Regions from separate parts of the Homo sapiens genome. Here region 1 is linked to region 2. Evidence: chromatin loops called from intact Hi-C (ENCODE). Cell type or tissue: heart left ventricle. All regions are shown on one strand. Links, peaks and the distances in the headings refer to the core of each region. The heading gives the core; the rest is flanking DNA.

What was found. Hi-C counts contacts between places; a loop is a spot of excess contacts. Peaks named below come from ENCODE experiments on the same cell type or tissue, not always from the same donor. Only the 100,000 strongest peaks of a DNase experiment are listed, where the experiment ranks them.
Region 1: it touches region 2 in a loop (15-fold over the local background); 32 of 110 quality-filtered maps call a loop at or near these places.

Annotation. Positions count from the first base shown.
Region 1 is chr16:49,875,150-49,878,061 of GRCh38, reverse strand. No RefSeq gene overlaps it. Among named protein-coding and RNA genes, the nearest start is that of ZNF423, 20 kb to the right of the region's middle. RefSeq lists a silencer at 1,146-1,305. In heart left ventricle, for the core only: CTCF peaks have their summits at 1,008 and 1,210 (motif pointing right); a DNase peak (open chromatin) is centred at 1,271; H3K4me3 peaks cover 896 bases; H3K27me3 peaks cover 1,579 bases.
Region 2 is chr16:49,406,274-49,409,185 of GRCh38, reverse strand. The region is part of intron 7 of LOC105371244 (a long non-coding RNA gene); the gene reads left to right. Among named protein-coding and RNA genes, the nearest start is that of C16orf78, 34 kb to the right of the region's middle. In heart left ventricle, for the core only: a CTCF peak has its summit at 1,080 (motif pointing left); a DNase peak (open chromatin) is centred at 1,035.

The DNA.
Region 1 (2,912 bases), core at 264-2,763, 470 kb before region 2:
GTAGGTTCCGTCACTGAGCCTTGTCTTAGCTATCTGAGCAGTGGGGCAGTGGGCATATAGGCAGCATTCTCTTAGGTAAAGGGCTTGGCACATTAAAAAGGTGCCCAGTGAAGTGAGGATGGAAAAGCAATTGGAAGCTGCTTTTGACTTAGATGCTTGAACCTGGCTTTGGAAAACAAACCCTTTGGCTTTCAGGACTGAGACAGTGGAAAGTTTCCCCAGGTTGGGGGCTGGAGCATGTGAGTCTGGGCGCCACCTCTGCCTCTGGCCAGCTGTGAGGTTTAATGTTCTCTGCTCTGAGTCTCAGCATCACCTGCTTTCTTGAACATCATATTGGCTGGGCCTGTCTTCACTGTGAATGCCCAATATTCACCCCAATTTATTTGAGGGGAGGCACTGACTCAAGGCGAAGCTTCTACCTGTGTTTCCCTGGGAAACCCCCAGGCAGCCTGAGAGAGTAGGTATAATTGGCCCATTTGACAGATGGTGCTCCCTCAGGGAGACACAGTCTGAGAGGAGCCCAGCTCATTTTGGAACCCAGGACCTAGGTGTATCTGACTCCCAAGATTAGAGCAGGGGATGCCTTCAGGGGCTGGGTGAGCGACTGAAAGAAGGGCTGGGTTTACAGCGGGGTGTTTGGGGAGTGATGTGGTGACCTAAAGAGCCCAGGCTCCAGCTACAAAGACTGGGACTCATGTTAAAAAACAAAAAACAAAACAGGCCAGGTGCGGTGGCTCATGCCTGTAATCCCAACACTTTGGGAGGCCGAGGTGGGAGGATCGCTTGAGCTCAGGAGTTCAAGACCAGCCTGGGCAACATAGGGAGACCCTGCCTGTAAAACAAACAAACAAACAAAAAACCCAAAAAACAAAACACAAACAAACAAACAAACAAACAAAAAAACGCCGGGCGTGATGGCGTGCGCCTGTAATCCCAGCTACTCAGGAGGCTGAGGTGGGAGGATGGCTTGAGGCAGGGAAGTCAAGGCTGCAGTCAGCTGTGTTTGTGCCACTGCACTGCAGCCTGGGCGGCAGAGTGAGACCCTGTCTCCAAAAAGAAAAAACAAAGTTCTACACAAGTATGCTGGCCAGTGAGAACCCTGGGGCCCCCGGTTTGCGAGCCCCTACTGGGCCTGCGCAGTTTGCGGGGCTTTGGGTTCTCGGATCCCGGCTGGAGAGGATCTCCAAGGCCTGCGGGGCCCATGCCCAGGCCTGGCGGCAGGGGGCGCCCGAGCTCCCGCGCTGACCGCTGGTCCTCCCGGCCCTCTCAGACGCCTCCCGGGGCGGGTCTCCAGCTGCTTGCCCTGGGAACAACCCTAGCCAGCCGTTCCCGCCCCTCGCCCGCCACGCCGCACCCTGACCCTTAAGCGGCCCCCGCCCAGCTCCCTCCTGTGTCCCTGCCCCCTCCCGCCCCCTGGGCTGGCCCCTCGACCCTCTGATCTCACTCCTGCCTCCCGCCGCTCGGTCCTCCCCTACTCGGCCAGCTGGGCGGCTCCTCAGTTGGGGACCGGGGCCTCGGAGCCCCCGGCCTCGGGCCTGCGCCCTGTTCTTCCAGCTTGGGGGCTCCCTCTTCTCTCGCCCTCCTCCCCTCTCCTTCCTCCCACCCCCGCTGCGACGGCTTCCTTCTCCTCCCACCCCCCGTGGCTCTGGAATTCCTGGGGGAGCCTACTCCCCCAGCCCGGGCTGCACCCGAGCGTGCAACAAGTCCCGCCGAGCGTGCGAGCACGCAGATGAACACGCGGTTCGCGGGCAGCCGCGGCTGCGTGGACCCAGCTGGATGTTTCAGCGTGCACAAGTGCGTGTTTCTGCATCCAACTCTGCTTAGACACTGGTGTGTAATTTTTTGTGCACACACATTCAGTGACTCTTGGGGAAAGTTTTCTGAAAATCCCGGGCTGGCATTAAATATAAAAAGGCTTTGTTTAATGCCAGAGGCATTTTCCCCCGTGTTCTGGAAGTCGAGAAGCGTTCACCTGCTTCCCCCTTCCCCTCTTAAAGACCCGGAGGCCTTGCTAGCATTGGGAGAGAGGGGAGAATAGAGGGAGGTACACCAAAGAAGTGGTTCTTTTAGAGTCCACCTCCCCGTGCCTGTACCACAGCCCTACCCACAAAAGGCTTTCTCAGGCCCTGGAAACCTCCCTAGTCTTTGTCTCTTTCCTGGGCTGTTTAGCTTTGAATCTTCTTCCTCAAATATCTGGGTGTGTTACAATGATGCCGACATCATTCTGGTTTTGGAATTCAAGTTGTAGCTTAGCCAGCATGTGGAAGGCTGTGGAGCAGGGTGTTTGGAGGGCACTGTAGGGAAGGTGGGCAAGGCAAGGAAACTGAGAGCAGGGGGGCAGAGTGGCCCAGGGAAGGGGTGTCCTCTCCTTGAGCTGACCACTGTGAAGTGGGTCATATGTCTTATAAGGCTGTTTGCGTCTATTTCTTTTATTGTACATTTAGTGCCTCGGAGTATCTGGGCATAATAGATATTAAACAAAGACAGCTGGACTGGGCGTGGTGGCTCACGCCTGTAATCTCAGCACTTTGGGAGCCCGAGGTGGGCAAATCACGAGGTCAGTTCGAGAGTAGCCTGGCCAACATAGTGAAACCCTGTTTCTACTAAAAATACAAAAATTAGCCGGGCGTGGTGGTACGTGCCTGTAGTCCCAGCTACTCTGGAGACTGAGGGAGGAGAATCACTTGAACCTGGGAGGCGGAGGTTGTGGTGAGCCAAGATCGCGCCACTGCGCTCCAGCCTGGGCAACAGAGCAAGACTCCATCTCAAAAAAAAAAAAAAAAAAAAAAACCAAAGAAACAAAGACAGCTGTTTATGATTTTGTTGGATTTTTTTGGAGGCAAAGGTATAGAATAGTGTATAAAACCATACACTTTGGATCTGGATGCAAATCCTGGCCCCACAATTTTCTA
Region 2 (2,912 bases), core at 105-2,604:
AAGGTATTGCTCTGTCCAGGACCTTGGGGGTGTAAGAGACGGAGCCCCACTAAGGGATGGAAATTGAATTTCCACCAGTCCAGCTCAACAGGGGCATGAAATCAGATTTTTAGTGATTTGATTTAGGGGGCTCTGCCATTTCTCCTATACTCAAGTTTGTGGAATAAGTCTCAAAGCTACTACAGTGGCAGGAATTTTCATTTTTTGGTCTTTGTTCATTACTGTATTACGAAGCCTGGCACATTGCCTAAAACACAGTAGGCACTCAATAAATGTTAGTGCTTAAAGGCACATGTAGAAAATGAAAATTTCCTGGGTGCCTGCTAAGTGCTAGAGACTCTTGAAACTTCCCTTGGATTCTTCTTTTCACGCCAACACTTGAAACTTGGTATTTTCTTTCACATTTTATTTCTCCTCCCTTCCTTCCTTCATTTCTTCCTTCTTCCCTTCCCAATCCTTTTCCAGCTGTCTGAATGTATTTGCATGTGTTCTTGTAAGCAGTGTGTTGTTGTATGTGTGTATTTTCAGTTTGTGTTAAGACTAGAGTGTCCCTTCTCATCCTGTTTCCCATCTTTTTCACTCACCTTGTTTTGCCATCCACCAGCACCCAGACATTCCTGCCAGTGCTAGTGTCCTTAAATAGATCTCCTGGGATAGAACTTTGGAATATACGTCCAGGAGTGGGGCTGCTTGCTAGGTCCCTGCAGTGTCCATGTGTAATTTAACCTAGAGCGGCTGCAGTGGCCCACACTCCTACTGCAAGGCATGAAGCTTCCTTCGTTTCCACGTCTGTGCCAACATTGGCCTTCCCTAGCTTTCTAACATGTTTCAGTCTCATAGAGTGGTACCTCATGGTTATTTTAACTTGCATTTCTTGCCCCGATTTGGAGGAAAAGAATTGAAGTCTCAGAAAAGTGATGTTAGTGAGTAGCTGGGCTTGTGTTCATCTACCCGAGGCTTAGGCTCGAGGGCCCGGCTTCCCCTTGGATAGGCTGACGGCTCTGCCAGCAGCCGGGCCAGACAGCGTGGACACCGTCAGGAGAGTAGCCTTCTGCTGTGATAGAGCCCCACCTGGTGGCGCAGGAAGGGAAGGGGAAGGGGAAGGGCAAGAGGAGGGAAAGAAATGGAAGGGGAGAAATTTACTCCAGCAGCTGCACAAGGCCACGCCCTGCCACAGTCATTGCACACCTGGAGGACATGCGCCAGGCCTTAAGGGACTTAGGTTTAGCCTCTGCCTCTGGGAGGTGGAAGGAACTAGAATAGCTTCACCATTGAGGAGCCTATTGTTTTTAGCAAACGAAACCGGAACTTTTTTTTAAACAAAAAACACTTAGTATATTTCTTTTTAAAATGTACTTTTAACTAAAGTACAATATACCCATATAAAGGGCATAAATCCCAAGTGCACAGCTCAATGAATTTTCTAAGCTAACTGGCCTCCGGTGGATCACATACCCCCTCTTCCAAGGATAGCCACCATCCTGACTTCCAACACTATAGATTAGGTCTAGGTTCTATTTTTTTTTTTTTTTGGCCTGGGTTGAAGGTTGTATAAATGGAACTCCACAGGTGTTCTTTTTTGTATTTTGCTACTTTTGCAGAATACGTTGTGTATAATGCATCCGTATTGTTTGGTCATTCTTGTTTTCATGCGGTATTCCATTGCATGATTATACTGCAAGATATGCTTTCTACTGTTGACTGATGGATATTTGGGTTGATTCCAGTTCTTGGTTATATAGAATAAAGTTGCTGCAAAAGTTAGCACATGTCTATTGGTGCACACATCCATTGGCGCACACGTCTATTGGTGTACACGTCCATTGGTGCACACGTCCATTGGCGCATACGTCCATTGGTTCATACATCCATTGGCGCACATGTCCATTAACACACACGTCTATTGGTGCACACGTTCATTGGCGCACACGTCCATTGATGCACACGTCTATTGATGCACACGTTCATTGGCGCACACGTCTATTGATGCACACGTCTATTGGCGCACACGTCCATTGGCACACACATCTATTGGCGCACACGTCTATTGGCGCACACGTCCATTGGCACACACATCTATTGGCGCACACGTTCATTGGTGCACACGTCTATTGGTGCACACGTCTATTGGTGCACACATCCATTGGTGCACACGTCTATTGGTGCACACGTCCATTGGTGCTTACATCTATTGGTGCACATGTGCATGCAGTTCTGTTCAGTATGTATGCATAGGAAATACCAGACCATAGAGGAGTGTATATTCAACTTTACTGGATGCTCCCAGTTTTCCTAAGTGGTTGTGCCAACCTGCAGGGCAATGGCAAGAGTGTGAGAGTTCTGATTGCTCCAGATTCTCACCAATGGGCTTTGCCATTGCCAGTCTTCAGCCATTCTAGTGTGTGCGTAGTGATTCTGCATCGTGTTTTATAACTTGCATATCCTGATGATTAATGACATTTTTTATGTTTATTGGTCACTTGGCTATCCTCTTTTGTGAAGTTTCTATACTAATAGAAGCTTTTGCCTATTTTTTCCACTGAGTGACCTGCCTTTTTCTTACCAATATATATAGGAGTTAAAAATATATCACCTGGATAGGAGTCCTTTGTCAGATATGTTGTCAGAAGAAATATCTTCTCTTGCTTGTGTTGCTGGCCTTTTCACTCTCTTAGTGATGTCTTGGATAAGTAGAAATTCTTTTCTTTTCTTGAGACAGGGTCTTGCTCTGTTGTCTAGGCTGGAGTGCAGTGGCATGATCGTGGCTCACTGCAGCCTTAACCTCCTGGGCTCAAGTGATCCTACCACCTCAGCCTCCTGAGTAGCTGGGACTACAGGCATCCACCACCATCCCTGGCTAATTAAATAAAGTTTCCTTTTGTATAGATAGGTCTTACTATGTTGCCCAGGCA